Regions from separate parts of the Homo sapiens genome. Here region 2 is linked to region 1. The links are chromatin loops, found by intact Hi-C in ENCODE. Cell type or tissue: breast epithelium. All regions are shown on one strand. Each heading gives the region's core, and the rest is flanking DNA. Links, peaks and the distances in the headings are about the cores only.

Region 1 (8,335 bases), core at 80-8,079:
TATCCAGTGTAACACAGCTAGTGAATATTAACACCAGGATTTGAACCCAGGCACACACTCTAGAGAAGAAGACAGGAAAGGCAAGAGGCTCTTGAGAATTCAGAGGGTCCTGAGAAGGGGGTATGCCAAGGCTGTGGGCTAAGAGTTATTAAGGTCGCAATCCTCTCCTTCCTCTCTCTTTAAAACAAATATTAATGGTGAGAGTGAGCTCTGGGCTAGGTACCGAGTAAAGGGTGGTGAAGGACACAGATAGGTCCCAGAGCTTACTGTGTGAAAGGAGAGAGCCACAACAAAAATAAGCATGTAATCTTAAATATTTGTACATGCTATGACGAAAAATTAGAAGGGCGTAACAGGTAACGAGTGGAGGACAGTTTAGACTAAAGGAGTAGGAAAGGCTTCTTTTGAGTAAGAAATTTTTAAATAGAGACCTGACAAAGAAGTATAATAAGTTAGTCAAATGAAGAGGAGGAGAAAAGAAGAAATTGCTAATGAAAAGAGAGAAATCATTCCTGATGTAGGAACGGTAAAAGGAAAGTAAATCTTGGGACCCCCAAATCACTAAGCCAAAGGGAAAAGTCAAGCTGGGAACTGCACTGGGAAAACCTGCCACCCGTTCTATTTTTTCCTTTCACAGAACAAACAGGACTTTTGAACAAGTGAAAGATGCTAGATGAGTAGGCAGGGGTTAGAGCAGGCAGAGAAGTGTTGAAAGTTTCAGGAGGGGACTTACAGGGTCCCTACCACTGGAATGAATTAGCAGAGGGTTTTGGCATTTTGAAGCTAAAGTCTCAGAATTTGTTGGTCAGTTATGGAGTCAGAAAGTGACCCTTGAAAGTGTGGGGATTGGGGCTCCTGAGGCAGGAACTGACCTTGGGCTTTGCCTATCTCAGGGGCTCCTGGTCTCAGTAGATTTTTCAGGGTCCGCGTTCTCTTCTCACCTACCCATTCTCTCCCACAATTTAGTCAGACCTCTGCAACAGATTTTCAAACTGTCCAGTCATTTCCACCTGGCCCTTTTCTACCTCTCCATCCACTTAGCATAGCATTTTCTCTTCGGGTATGGAAGAAATAGCTCAATTTTTTTGTTTTTACTCAAACCAGCTCTGGCATTTTGTACCTTTCTTCCTTTGCTCAAAACTACTTGTCATTCTTGGAATTTGACTCTCTTTTCATATTCACCTGGGAAGAATTTTAGAGCTGTAGAGAGCAGCCTAGCTCAGAAGGTACTTCCTCCACAAAGCTTTCTCAGACCCCCACAGTCAAAACCTCTATTTTGCCCATTATTGCCCATTCAAGGAGATCATAGTTGGCTTGCCTTAAAATTTTATTTCCTGCACATCTGTGCCTTCCAAACGTGAGTGAACCTATCTAGGGATGGACCATGTTACATCTTCTCAGATCTAGCCCCTTGCCTGCAGTTTCTCCTCTCCTTTCCTATAGTGGGGAATATTTCTTCACTCAAATTGATCAGTGGTGTGACCAACTTTGTAATCCTCACCTCCTAACCATATTCCCAATATTCCACAAAGGTAAGAGTCACTTGGATGTTTGTTAAAAAGTCAGATTCCTGGGCTTTGCCCTAAACCTAATGAATCAGATTCTTCAGACATGCCTCTCACATGTTATATACCTCTCTTTAAACATAATTTATATTTTTCCCTAGCAGCTTTGAAGCTTTTCTCTTTTTCGTTGGTTTTCTTTATCTTCACTATGATGGCTCTATGTGTGTATTTCTTTTGTACTTGCTGGAATTCGTAGTGCTAAAGGAAAGGGGTCCTGATTCAGACCCCAAGTGAGGGTTCTTAGATCTTGCGCAAGAAATAATTCAGGGCGAGTCCACAGAGTAAAGTGAAAGCAAGTTTATTAAGAAAGTAGAAGAATAAAAGAATGGCTACTCCATAGACAAGAGTAGCCCTGAGGGCTGCTGGTTGCCCATTTTTATGGTTATTTCTTGATGATATCCTAAACAAGGGGTGGATTATTCATGCCTCCCATTTTTAGACCATATGGCGTAACTTCCTCACGTTGCCATGGCATTTGTAAACTGTCATTGGTGCTGGTGGGAGTGTAGCAGTGAGGATGACCAGAGATCACTCTCATCACTATCTTGCTTTTGGTGGGTTTTAGCCAGCTTCTTTACTGCAACCTGTTTTATCAGCAACATCTTTATGACTTGTATTTTGCGCTAACCTCCTAACTCATCCTGTGACTTAGAATGACTTAACTGTCTGGGAATGCAGCCTAGCAGGTCTCAGCCTTATTTTACCCAGCTCCTATTCAAGATGGAGTTGTTCTGGTTCATATGCCTCTGACATGTCCCTTCTGCCTTTTATAGGAGAACCCTTAATCCTAAGGTTGCAGAGGGATGACGATCCATCTTTTGTAACGGCTTCACCTGAATAGGGGTGATGATATTCCTGCCTAGCTATTAGAGCCTCTTGTGTTTAGGGTAGAGAGGAACTCAATCAGAAAGCATTGGTATGGCAAGGGCCAATCATAACTTTGAGTTCCGAGAAAAGGTGATATCTCGAAGATTAATACGTATTTAGTTTAAGAAAACGTTCAGTAAGCTTATCCTACATTCCTACACAAAGAGTACAACAGCAATATATTCCACAACAGTAAAGCAAAATAAGTAAAACTATCTCAAGTAAACTAAATTAGAAGGCTTTATATGAATTGGGCAACTATTGGAACCAAGCTGATATAGGGTTGCTAGATGATTCCAGTACATGCCCAGAATTAGAATACTGATTCAGATTTTCACATTACCTTTCCCTTTTGTTTCTTCTGAGCAGCAGTCAGAGATTTCTGGTTGGTTCACAGAAATAAGCAGCGTTAGCCTAAATTGCAGAAACAAACTTAAAAACAACTGATGAGACTAGAATTTAATAAACAGTGTACCACAGTTCTTGAAACATAATTTCTCTCTCCAGTGTCCCATTTTTACTAAAGATAAGTTATGGTAAGACCAATTTGCTTTGTTTTGCTTGGCCTGATTACTTGTATAAAGTGCAGCAAAAATAATTATTTTTTTCATAAGCTCTTTTTGCACAGGCTTTGATGGAACTCTGTTCCCTAGAAGGAATCTTACATAAGACTTTTTTAGAGCCGAGCCCTTTCATGGGTTTGTACCCTCGAATACCTATGAGTTGAATAAATTCCTCTCCTCTTGGGGTCGCAAGATAACCTGGGGCTTCTGGACCTGTTAGAAAGTGACATTCTTTACTTACCACAGGTCAGAAACCTTGTATGGGGACTGTTATCCATACCTTGTATGGGGACCTTGTAGACAAGGTCTGAGGCCAATTGCCCAAGGGGCTTTTATTGGCTTTACAAGTCAAGTTTGATTCCTTAAAGAAAAGCACACCATTCCAATCAAAGTGTTGGTAAAATAACCAATTTCTCCAATTGTGTCCTGTTGCAAAAGAAAACATTCTTATTGCACTTATGCAAATACCTATATTGCCATAACTTAAGAATATTCACAACTAGTTTCCAAATTCTGGAGAAATCAGGTAGAGAGAAACAAATAAGCTCCAAATTTTGTTCGGAGGAGTATACTTTACTCAATTGCTAAAAGCTGTAAATAGCTCAAAAAAAAGTTTTCTTGACTCTGAAAAACAAAACAAAGGATTTAAGCAAAAAACGTTTTAAGCAAAAAGTTTAGAAGATACTTCAGACTTCTTTAGTTACTCTATGCAGTTAACTTTTGTTTGATATTCATGAACATTTCAGCTCCCTGTGAGAGCTCTGAAAGTTTTTTTCCTCTATTCTGATGTCACAATCTCCGAAGTTACCAGAAAACCTGCATTTAAGAGCCCCTGTATAGCTCTATAGCTGATTGTAAACCACCTTCTAAAGAGGAACAAAACGAGACTACAATTTTTTTATGGATGACAAAAAGTTTTAGCACAGTCAAGCCAAAATTGACTAGGAAATTTTGAGTACCTTTGTGGCACACAAGGATTTTATGTAACAATCGTACACTAAGTCCTGTCAGAATTACAGGAGTTTTAAAATAATTTTGGAACACATACCAATAACACATTTATACAAATACAGCCCAAAGAAAGCTAAACACTATTTTATATTTAATAATGCTTCCTGTATGATTTTTATGCCAAAAAAGCCAAATGTCACTGTTGCATTAGGGCATTATTGATGTCAAACCCAGTTCTTAATAAAACCTTATAGACAAATCTACCAAATTTTAATGTTTGGCCATAAGGTAAGATTCTCATAAACCTTTTATAACCCTTAAAAATTTTTGTTAAAGAGCAGATTATAAGCAGGTTTTTGCTCTAAGAAAAACCTGTTGTGCTTTTGTTCCAATGTTCAGTTTACAGAAAAACTGAATAATGCCACTTTAACTTTAGCCAACATGTTTACACACAGAATTTCTTTTACAATTAGTTCTTTACAAGCCTTCGATAACTTGTTCAAACCTTTAGCTTTATTTTATTTAACTTAAAACAATCCTTTGACCCTTTAAACTTAGGCAAAAAATCCACATTCCTATGCCTTCTTATAATCTTTTACCAAAAACACGTTTTACTTTTTTTTACATGCCTTACATGTAGAACCGTTTCCTCAGTAGTCTCAATTACATGTTATAATGTTAACTCCTGGCAACTTTTATTTTTGGTGAAAACCTTGGTAAGTTTGGGATTTTAATGATGTACTAGGTGTGGAGCCTAGCCTAGGACATACCAGGCAGAAGTGCAGATAAGAGCTGACCCTCCAGCATAGCTAGGGGACATGGCTAACTCCACATGTGTCCAGGTCTTACCTACAATCTAATATCTCCAAGGGAGGTAAATTGAACAATTTTTAAACGTCAAAGAAGCAGTTTATGACCTTAAAGCCTTTAGCAAACTTAATATCTAACCTGTGTAATTTAGACCAAATGTTTACATTTTTGAAGATATTTTTATTTTACCAATAATCTTTAAAACTGTCTTTATTTTCTGAGGATTACTTAAGTCACATGAACTAAAAGGCATTATACTTTTTACTTTTCTGACAAAATATTTGATTTAAGCTTTTATTACTATTAAACCAATTAATCAAAGCTCTTTTAGATATAAACGTCACACACACAACACATACAAATACACAGACAGACAGAAGATAAAGGATTCATCCGTAAGCCAGAAATGCACCCTAAACTTGGGCCACCATTGTGAAAAGAGAAAGCACAGCCACATGGTTACAAGGTCAGGCTCCCAAGGACATGACTGACCAGAGGGAAACCTCATGCAGTTCACACACACACACACACACACACACACACACACAGAAACAGAGAGAGAGAGGCCAGGCATCTGACTGGTAACACATTCTTATCCTTTTGCTGGCATGCCAGGTCTCTGGGTTCCCTTTCCCTGAGCGTCCCTAGTGACCCGTCTGGCTGCACCACAGCCCTGTGGGCCAAGACGCAACACAAAGGAAAATTATCTTTTTCTGTTCTGGTCAGAGCAAAATATGTGTGACAAAACATAGACATTAACCACTCTACTTAGCACCCAGTATCAAACTGGCAAGGCTCAAACTTGCCCCTATCATCATAAATCCAACCTCCGACCAGGAGTTTCAACATGTGTTCTCTGGGCAAGATGGTCACCCTGAGTAATAGAAAAAAAAAGAAATGAGAGAAAGAAAAGCATTGCTTGTGGCAGGGTGGGGAAGGCGAGGCTCTCAGGGAGGCCAGAGAAAGACCCACCCATTGCAGCGACCCTGAAAAGTTCAGGCGGCCGCTTGTTGGTCGTGAAGGGATCTTTTCCAGCAGTCCCACCAGCTCTCAAGTTTCCCCTTTTAGGAAGCAAAAAGCTCCCCATGTCCCACGATCCTGTAAGTGCCTAATTCTGTCACTCATAGCCATCAGCAAAGAGTGCAAGGCAGATTAATCCAAAGAAAATAGCAGTTAACATCCCATAATGCCAAACCTGTTCTTAGATGAGAGGGACTTTACTGAGAGGGGCCTCTAACCCCCTAAATCTTAGGAGGGACTCTAACCCTCCTAAGTTGGGCCTCTAACCCAAGGTCAGTCAAGTATCCTTGCCTTTTATTAAGAGGGGCCTCTAACTCATTCTGTTTTGGAAGAGACTCTAACTAGCCTAAGTTGGGCCTCTAACCCAATCCCATTCTTTACCTGCGTACTCCACCACTTACCCAAAGTCGTCCAATCAGTGCTGCGGTCTATTTCCTTTGGGTTGGTGGGTCTCCTCAGTATTGTCCCTTCTGTGGCTCATGAGAAAGATGCCACAGGACCCCACCACTTATCCAAAGTTACCCTTTGGGTCGGGGGTTTCCACACTATATTCCCTTCTGTGGTTGCCAGAAAGATGTTACAGGAAAGGGTCCTGATTCAGACCCCAAGAGAGGGTTCTTGGATCTTGCGCAAGAAATAATTCAGGGCGAGTCCATAGAGTAAAGTGAAAGCAAGTTGATTAAGAAAGTAAGTAGAATAAAAAAAATGGTTACAAAGCAGCCTGAGGGCAGCTGGTTGCCATTTTTATGTTTATTTCTTGATGATATGCTTAAAAAAAGGGGTAGATTTTCCATGCCTCCCCTTTTTAGACCATATAGGGTAATTTATAAACTCATGGTGCTGGCGGGAGTGTAGCAGTGAGGATGACCAAAGGTCACTCTCATCACTCTCTTGCTTTTGGTGGGTTTTAGCCGGCTTCTCTACTGCAAACTGTTTCATCAGCAAGGTCTTTATGACTTGCATTTTGTGCCGACCTCCTAACTCATCCTGTGACTTAGAATATCTTAACCACCTGGGAATGCAGCCTAGCAGGTCCCAGCCTTATTTTACCCAGCTCCTATTCAAGATGGAGTTGCTCTGGTTCACATGCCTCTGACAATGGGGTGTCTTGAGTCTGTAGCTTTAATTTTTTGCTGGAAGCTGCCCTAAGTTCCTTGCCATGTGGGCTACTCCAATGTGGCCACTTACTTTACGACAGCTTCCTTCTTCACAGCTTGCAATGGAGAGAGAGTTTACTAACAAGACCTAGTCTTTTATAACATAACTACCCTGGGAGTGATATCCCATCAGTTTGCCATTTCTGTCAGTTACATGAAAGTCACAGGTCCCTTTCCCGACACTTAGGGTGGAGGGAGCTTAGAGCCTGTCCACCACAGTCTTCTATGAGACTCCCTACTTTGCCAGCCCCTGGCCTTGATTTCTGTACACTGAGACCCCCAGTGACGGTGTCAAATATTAGAAATGGGAGAATATGCAAGTGCCTTCAGGGCAAAAGTGGTTTCCACGGTTTCCAAACCCTCTAAGCTTTCCCTTCACTTTTTGAAATGATAATTCCTTACTGTTTTGTCATCTCTTTATTGATTTTAAGAAAATATTTCTTATATTTTGTCCAGTTTTTCTTTTTAAAATTATTTTCAGCAGAAGGGTTGAACTAAGTAACCTAGGCAACCACTTATTAGGAAAAAGAAGTCCTGATTTTAGGGCTTTAGAAGTTCTAAAAACTTGTTTAGTAGTTTTTAGAAGATTCACTGAGACTGCTGTTTGGGGAACACATGTAAGGATGCAAGCATGGGAGCAGAAAGATAAGTTAGTTATTAATATTACAATAACACAGTTGAGAGATGATGGCGGCTTCAGTATACAGAAACTCCAGATGCAAGAGGTAAATAATTTTCAAATAAGCCCTCTAAAAACAAATACCTAAGACTTTAACATCCTCATTTTTTCTCAAGTGACACAACTGAGATCTACAGGGTAGTGTTACCTTTCAGCATTTTATTTGTTTTGCCTTTCAGGACTTTAGCCTCCGTTTCAACCATACATACCATCAGACAACATGTTAAAACCCTATATATTCTAGCTACACATTTTTAGAGAACAAGTCCTGAGCTACTGTGTAATAATAAACTTTCATGTGCTGCCACCAATAAAATGTTTCCCATTTTTCTATTAAGAGAACAACAGGGCCGGTCGTGGTGGCTCACGCCTGTAATCCCAGCACTTTGGGATGCCGAGGTGGGTGGGTCACCTGAAGTCAGGAGTTCGAGACCAGCCTGGCCAACATGGTGAAACCCCATCTCTACTAAAAATACAAAAAAATAAGCTGTGCATGGTGGCAGGTGCCTGTAATCCCAGATACTCAGGAGGCTGAGGCAGGAGAATGGCTTGGACCCGGGAGGCAGAGGTTGCAGTGAGCCGAGATCATGCCACTGCACTCCAGCCTGGGCAACGAGCAAAACTTCGTCTCAGAAAAAAAAAAAAAAAAAAAAAAAAAAAAAAAAAAAACCCAAAACAAACAAGCAAACAAAACAATGGGAAGATACCGTACCGCTCCAGAGG
Region 2 (8,335 bases), core at 336-8,335, 61 kb after region 1:
TTTGGACATGTTAAGACCTTACTGAGACTGAATGCTTGGCCTTTCTTCAGCTGACTGAGGTATGCATGGGAGGCGATAAGGATGGACACATCAGAGCAGGTTATATCTCTTTTCTCAGTCAGAGATATGGGCACTTGGGTCAAATAGGATCAGGAGAAGGAAGCAGGAAAGGGACATGTAATTTACAGAGTACCTTCTTTATGGTTGGAATGCTACATAGGTTGTTATGTGACTTAATTTTTAAAACTAGCAATACTTATTTCATCAGGAATTTATAGATGAGGAAGCTGAGGCTCAGATATGTGAAATGATTTATTTAAAGTCACACAGCTGGGGAATGGTGGACTGGGATTCAAACCATTGAGGGACTCCAGAGTTCAGACTTTACCTACTACTCTGTATTATTCTTGTTTGATTGTCTTTGTTTTCAGTCTTTAAAATGAGATACGATTGAGAAAAGTGTTCCATAAACATTAATACTCTTTTTTCAATGAGGCTCTTTGCAGGTGGCAGATAGCTCAAGCTGGGTTTGGGAAGAGTTTAATAAAGGGACCATATTTACAAAGATATGGATAGGGTTTAAGGAAACCAACAAGGGATGGTACAGTATCCCAGGGCTAATAACTGTAAGAGGGGCTAGCCATAGGGGAGAGTGCTTACCACTTTTCTCAACCGTTGACTTTATCTTTTCCAGTCCATGCCTAATTGGGACCATAAATAGCTGGGTGGATAAGTACTTGTCCAGTGCATCCCTGCTGATGGCTACTAGTCTTTGTTGCTGCGTTAATGATTTATTAAGAAACCATGTATGAAAGACTTAGCAGTGCTTCTGTGGCTTTGCCACCTTCTCACCCATTTTCTTCTCTCTCACCCCCATTCTTCTAGTGAGTGAGGGAGGGAAGGTGGGGTGGGGTTGGTGGTGGATTGGATGTTAGCTTCTGTCTTTCTTCATGTTCAGATTTGCCTGAAGTAGCATCCATCCTTTATTTATTACTCATTTTTTCCTTTTTCAGAGAAGGTGTCTTACCTATTTTTCTGAGTATACCCGATTTTAATGCCATTTATCTCTATCTTATTTATTTATAACTTGTCACTTTCTTCAGACTACTGCTCTCACTTGACAGACACCCTTGAGCCTCCCCATCCTACAGCAAAATCAAAAGGCTTTTTCTTGACTCCCCTTACCACAACTTCTTTAAGCTATTGCCCTATTTTTTTTTTTGAGACAGAGTTTCACTCTTGTTGCCCAGGCTAGAGTGCAATGGTGCGATCTTGGCTCACCGCAACCTCTGCCTCCTGGGTTCAAGCGATTCTCCTGCCTTAGCCTCTTGAGTAGCTGGGATTACAGGTGTGCACCACCACACCCAGCTAATTTTGTATTTTTTAAAATAGAGATGGGGTTTCACCGTGTTGGTCAGGCTGGTCTCAAACTCCTGACCTCAAGTGATCTACCTGCCTTGGCCTCCCAAAGTGCTGGGATTACAGGCATGAGCCACCACGCCTGGCCTACCCTATTTTTATCCTTTCTCATTTTACTGAATTTCCTGAAAGTACATCTTACATTTCGATTCCTATTCTTTAACTAACTAATTTGACTAAGTTTGTAAAAAACTTGATTGCACCATTTTTAGTCTTCATTCTACTTGATCTTTCTATAGAACTATACACTATGGGCAACCTCCAGTTTCTTGAAACTTCCTTTCTTTGATGTCTAGATCATCGTTATTTCTTGGGTTTCTCCTTTTATTTCTGGCTCCCTTCAAAGTCTTCTTTAAAGACTCCTCCTTTTTAACTTTCCTACGTCCTGGTTTTCCCCATGATTTTACCCTTACCTCCTTTCATGATCTGCTGTTCTCCTTGGATAATTCCATCTACTTCCATAGCTTCATAGTTGTCTATAAGCTGCTAACTCTTGAATTTGTATCTTTTGTCTTGATTTTATTCATTATCTCAAGTATGGTATTCCTACTTGCTTTCTGGACATCATGAATATCCTGTAGATGTCTCAAAACTTAACATGTTCAAAACTGTACTCAACCTCTTTTCTAAAACACAATTCCCCTTCTTATGTGTTTCTAGTCTGTTAATGGCTTTATCTTTTACTGAATCTCCTATACTTCCTATGAGAGTCTTCTCTCATCCCCCATTTGTTTGCCAGGTCTTGTTGCTTTTACTTTGCGGTTAATTTAAATCTGGAGGCAGATATTCTGCATTTGCATTTTAGTCCTGTCACTAGCTGGGTAATGTTGGGCAATTTATTTAACCTCTCTGGGCCTTGATTTCCTCCTATGTAAAATGTGGATAATAATACTTAAATGGGTTTTTATGAGGTTTAAGTTAGCTACTTCGTGTAGTGCTGGAATGGAGCCTGGCATGTAGTAAATATATGTTTGCTGTAATACTTATTAATTCAGCATTCAATTTCAAAAGCATATTTGAGTTCAGGCTGTATGTTTGCACTGGGATTTCAAAGAAAAATGAATGCTATTTTTATTTTGTCAAGGAACTTGCTATTGATTGGCAGAGGTATTACAGGTATAAATAATTTCAGTATTGCATGGAACATATTAAGATAGAGGCGAATCTCAGATTTATCTTTCCTAATATTTCTCTTAGTTCATGACATTACTTTCTTATTTTCAAATGGACTATTGAAACAGCTTCTTATAAATTGTCCACTGCAATCCATCTCTCTCTGCTCCATCTTATTCTGTTACCTGATGTATTTTTGAAGGACAATCTGATCTTACCATTTTCTTGTTTAAAAACCTCCTTTGTTTCTAGGGTGTCAGTAGACAAAAGCTAAACTCCTTAGCATAATATTTAGCAATACTTATAACCGTCACCCACATTTACCCTTCAACTAATGTTGTGCCTCTCTTCTCTGAATAGTCTGTGATTAAGGCACACTAAATTTGCAACTGTTCTTTGAATTTTTCGTGTTCTTTCACGGTACCATAGTTTTGTACGTACTGTTTTTAATATGAAGAAAACCTTTCCCTCTGCTCTCTGCTTAATTAGTATCTCATTATTAAAGATCTAAGTTCAATATTAACTCTGTGGAACCCTCTAATAGCCCAGGCAGAGTTAGTTGTTTTCCTTCATGCCCCCATGACACTTTTTATAAATACTTCTATTTACAATATTTGTTGGATTTATGTTTATGCTACCTCAACTGTTTTTATCCATCTTTGTTATTTCCAGTGCTTACTTAGAACAGTGCCCAGTATTTTATCCATATGGATATACATTGAGTTAATGAGTAAGCCCTACCTGCTCTTTAGGACTGGGCCCCTCCCTTTATAAGACTCACCTGTTCTATAGAAATTTTGCTTAAACATAGTGGCTACCTTCCTTTAGTTGTGAGCTGGAAATTGTGTGAGAGAGTATCTGGGTGAAGGGAGATATTGTTAATATAACCTTAGGGCAAAATGTGGGGCTGGTGCCAGGTCTCTGGATTCCTTCGGCCTTTGTTGAGTATAAAGAGGAAGGACAACTGAACCACCCCTTTCCTTTCAAGGTTTTATGCTTGTGAGAGACAGTACTGATGAGGGTGTGGTGGCTGTAAAGGAGAAGGAACTATGGTTCCTTCTCCAATAGCTACTTGGTACTTTTTTCCTTTTTCTTGTGAGGATGTCTTACCATTTTCTTGGGAGCGAGTTTGGGTTGTGTCTGGCAGGAGTGGAGATGGGAATGTGTCTGTCTTCCTTACTGGAAAGGAAACAGCTCTTCTTTATTGGTTGGCTCTGAATTCTTCCTCTTAAGAGTATTCAGTCAGTTAAGGGTCTTATTTGCTCATCTCCCATAGGTCACTGGGTAGGTTTCTAGGGAAGCACCTGTGATAGACAGAAATTTCTTCTTCAGTAGTCCCAGAGGGCTAGAGTCAGATCAAGGCTGGATTTCTTGATTGATTGTTCATTCATTCATTCATTCACTCACTTATTTGCTTCAGCATTAATACGTTCAACGAATATTTATTGAGTCCCTAGGCCCTGGGGATACAACAGACACAATAAGACAAACCCTGCCCTCAAAGAAGCTACCTAATGTGGGGAAGATAGACAAATAAATAAATAGTTTCAGGTAGTGAAAACTGCCAAGAAGAAAGGATTAGGAAGCTAGAGAGTGAAGGTGAGAAGATGTGCTATTTAGATAGAATTGTTAGGCAGGGCCTATCTGGGGAGATGATTTGAAACAAACAAACAAACAAAACGAGCAATGACAGCAATGTGAAAAGCAGGAGAAGGACATTCTAGTCTAGGCAGAGGGAACAAAAAGTATTCAAGAAGGCCTGTGTCACTAAAGTGTGAGTGAGAAGGAGAATGGTAGGAAGTTATACAGATTAGATTATGTAGGCTCCTGTAGGCCAAGATAAGGAATTTGAACTATTACAGTGTGTTAGGAAATTATTGGAGAGTATTCAGCAGAGGACAGGTCATATAATTTAGGTTTTAAAAATATCACTCTGGTTGTTTTGATAACTCTTAGGAGGATAGTAAAGGAATCATGGAGACCAGATTGGAAGCTACTGCAATAGTGAGACATATTTTGAAGGTAGAGATGATAGAGTTTGCTGATGAACTGGATATTGGAAGTAAGGAAAAGAAAAAACAAGGATAATGTACACATTTTCAGCTTGAGCATTTAGGTTAATTTTGGTATCATTTTCTTTTGAGATGGAGAAAGTTGAAGGAGTAACAGGTTTGGTGGTAGAAATCTGAGTTCTGTTTTAGACATGTCAGTTGCTGATTGTGTGTATGTGTGTATGTATATATAGGTGTGTGGAGTTTTCAGTGGAGTGGTGGTTCTGAGTTCTGGAAAGTGAGCTTCTATTTATCCCTTCCATTATCTCTTCTCTGAATTAGATTTAGAAATCTGGACTGGCCAGTGACCTCTGGGCTTGCCATTCCAGCCTGGTATAACCTCTGGCTCCATGGGCAGCTACTGGCTCCTACAGACCGGATGAAGCAGACTGGAGACACAAGTGGAGAAAACCTCCAGCTGGCAAATCCTCAGAGTGTAGGCCTCTGGCTGCCAGTCCTGCCCAGCCTGCCTCATGGAGAGGATGAATTGGCTGAGCAGACTGGCCTCCCGGGGCCCTGGGCACCGTATACCTCAAGGGGCCAATCTCCAAACCCCAGTCATGGCTGATCCCGAGACCTGCCTCATGGTCTTCAAGAATCACTGGTCCCAGGTAGGAGACTGTATGGCAAAGGGCCTTGTCTGCTGATCACCTGAGTTCTCCCAGCCTTCTATATTCTCCTCATCCCATTTAGTAACCTTATCAATTTAGATTCCTTCCATCTTCTGTCCTTTTTCCCTAGGTGGTGCGAATCCTGGAGCGGCAAGGCCCTCGGGCAGCTCCTGGGGGTGCAGACGATCTCAGTGCTGTGCGCAACCACACTTACCAGATGTTGACACTGCTGGCAGAGGACCGTGCAGTTCCCTCGGCCCCCACAGGCCCTGGGCCCCTGCTGGAGTTTGCTCTGCACGAGGATCTGCTGACCCGTGTGTTGACATGGCAGCTGCAATGGGATGAGCTTGGGGATGGGGTCGAGGAACGGCGGGCTGAGCAACTGAAACTATTTGAAATGCTAGTGAGCGAAGCTCGCCAGCCACTGTTGCGGCATGGTCCAGTTCGTGAGGCTCTGCTCACCCTGCTGGATGCCTGTGGCCGCCCTGTGCCCAGTAGCCCAGCACTGGATGAAGGCTTGGTGCTACTTCTCAGCCAGCTGTGTGTTTGTGTGGCCCAGGAGCCTTCATTGCTCGAGTTCTTCCTGCAGCCACCTCCTGAGCCTGGAGCCGCTCCCCGTCTTCTTCTCTTTTCTCGCCTTGTCCCTTTTGTGCATCGAGAGGGCACCCTGGGCCAGCAGGCCCGTGATGCCCTACTTCTTCTCATGGCTTTGTCAGCTGGGAGCCCCACTGTGGGCCGCTACATCGCGGATCACTCTTACTTCTGCCCGGTTAGCACCCCCTGGCTTGGAGGGTAGGGTGTGGTGTGTAGATACTGAACAGCACCTTCCTATCCAGGAGATGGGGAGAGGCTATGTTCCAGGGCCCGTTCCCCTAGGAAACAGTTCCTGGATTTGAAAGCAGCCCCCTGGAGTTGTAGTGGGGATGAATCATGGGCTTAGATGGATAGGGCAGATACTAAGTCTCTTTGTAGGCCTGTGAATTCTAGGTGAGTTTCAGGCACATTGGGTAGGCAAATGCTTGCTTTGGTAATAGCTTATACCCCTATTCCCATCAAAACTCTGGATTACTAGCTCCCCTGTTCCAGTTTTTATATTTTATAAATGTATTTTATATATGAGCTTTTGGTAACTTCTCATAGGTGCTGGCCACAGGGCTCAGTGCCCTGTACTCATCACTGCCTCGAAAGATTGAGGTTCCAGGGGATGATTGGCACTGTCTGCGACGGGAAGACTGGCTGGGAGTGCCAGCCCTTGCACTCTTCATGAGTTCCCTGGAGTTCTGCAATGCAGTAATTCAGGTAGGACTGAAAGTCTGGCCCTTGGTCATTTTTGGGAGATTAGGTAGGAGGGGGTATATTCCCTGGAGTTCTGTCATTTTTCCATCTTGGAAGTAGGATGCCTCTCTGTAGTGTACTATTCTACTCCCTTCCAGGCAGTGGTCTCCTCATAACCCTCCCCCTTCTCTCTGGCACTCCTACAGGTGGCTCACCCCCTGGTGCAGAAGCAGTTGGTTGATTATATCCATAATGGGTTCCTGGTGCCTGTCATGGGTCCTGCCTTGCACAAGGTGAGAGTCATGGGTGGCAAGGCATATAAGGGGCTAAGCTGCAGTGGTAACCTCAGTGACAGGACTAACGTAGGAGGCGGTGGGTAGAGTACTCCTCCCTTTTGCCCTGTCTGCTCCTGATTTCTCTTAGAATCCAGGGAAAATGGCCCTGTATGTGCAGGGAAGCTGTGCATTTCCAGACTTTCCCTTCTTTTTGTGCAGACCTCTGTGGAGGAGATGATCGCCAGTACCGCCTATCTGGAACTTTTCCTACGGAGTATCTCAGAGCCTGCTTTGCTCCGTACCTTCCTGCGATTCCTGTTGTTGCACCGGCATGACACCCACACCATCCTCGACACCCTCGTTGCTCGTATTGGCAGTAACTCCCGGGTATGGCCCTTACCCCTGTCCTAGCTTACCTGGATGACCCATCTTCTTTCTCTGACCTTTGTTCTGGGAGGGTATTCCTGCCCTTCTTTTGCCTGTATCTCCAGCAGTCACCTCAAAATTAAGTGGCATTAACTTTCCAGCATTAAACTTTTAACCATTTTGGGTACAGATTTTAATCTACTCCCCTGCTTTTATGATAGATGAATCTAGAACACAGTCACCTTTTCTGGATGACTTTGGCTGTTCATCATGACTATAGGTTTTGCTACTGTGCAGTGTTCGTAATGTAGTATTGGCCTGAGTTCTCTTAAACTGTTTATCACTCTGTGGCCTGCTTTGGGTGACTTGAGAGCACTTTAGGTTGTGTGTCTGCTTTGGTAGGTGATCCAGGTGCTACTGATATGCTTGCCTTCTTTCTCCTTTGGATTTGCTGCTTTTGAACTATAGCTTGGAGCACTCATCCACCCACCTATCTACTTTCGGTCCTTCCTCCTAAACATTTTTACTGAATGTTCACTGTGTGCCATACTGTTTGCTGGTGCTGGGGATACAGTGATAAATAAGGTAGACATTGTTGCTGACTTCATGGAGCTTACTTTGTAGAGAAGACAGACAAGCAAACACATTAATAAGTTGTGGTCAGGGTTATGAAAAAACTAGAGTGCTTAGAAATAATAGGGTGGCCAAGGAAGACCTCTCTGAAGAGATGACATTGAACTGAGACATAGAGATTATAAAGGAGTTAACTTATTGATCAAGTAGAAGAACAGGAAAGCAAGGGGAACAGCATGCAAAGGACATCAAATGGGGGAAGAGCTTAACATGTTTGAGGAAATGAAAGACTAGAGGTGTAGTGAGCAAGGGGAAGAAGGGAATGAGATAAAAATAGAGGGGTAAAATTCAGATCATGCATGACCTGGAAGACCATGGCAAGAAGTTTGGATATTAACAAATAGAAATATATATAACATGGGAGTGGGTGGTTTCCAAGTTATAAAGACTTAAGCCCCTCTAGGAGAATAAAGCATTAATTTTGCCATGGACTTCATGGCATTTATTTTGCCTCTGGGACCATTTTTGCTTCCTTTTTTTATTATAAGTTAAAGTTTCCTGGATCCATGTGTTTAAAATAGAAGTTCTTTCATCACTAAGAGCTCTGGAAAACTTCTAGATAATGAGATACTAGATAGTAGAGTTCCAGGTC

Evidence for each region. Peaks named below come from ENCODE experiments on the same cell type or tissue, not always from the same donor. Only the 100,000 strongest peaks of a DNase experiment are listed, where the experiment ranks them.
Region 2: a loop joins it to region 1, with 22 times the contacts of the local background. A loop is called at or near these places in 3 of 110 quality-filtered maps.

The regions. Positions count from the first base shown.
Region 1 is chr11:6,282,186-6,290,520 of GRCh38, reverse strand. No RefSeq gene overlaps it. Among named protein-coding and RNA genes, the nearest start is that of CCKBR, 27 kb to the right of the region's middle. In breast epithelium, for the core only: no CTCF peak of the experiment used is centred there; no DNase peak of the experiment used is centred there.
Region 2 is chr11:6,221,238-6,229,572 of GRCh38, reverse strand. FHIP1B (FHF complex subunit HOOK interacting protein 1B) reads left to right here. Exons shown (of 12, transcript NM_001098794.2): 2 at 4,866-5,194; 3 at 5,325-5,963; 4 at 6,335-6,493; 5 at 6,676-6,762; 6 at 6,964-7,131. The coding sequence starts at 5,057. Among named protein-coding and RNA genes, the nearest start is that of FHIP1B, 9.2 kb to the left of the region's middle. In breast epithelium, for the core only: no CTCF peak of the experiment used is centred there; no DNase peak of the experiment used is centred there; H3K27ac peaks cover 555 bases.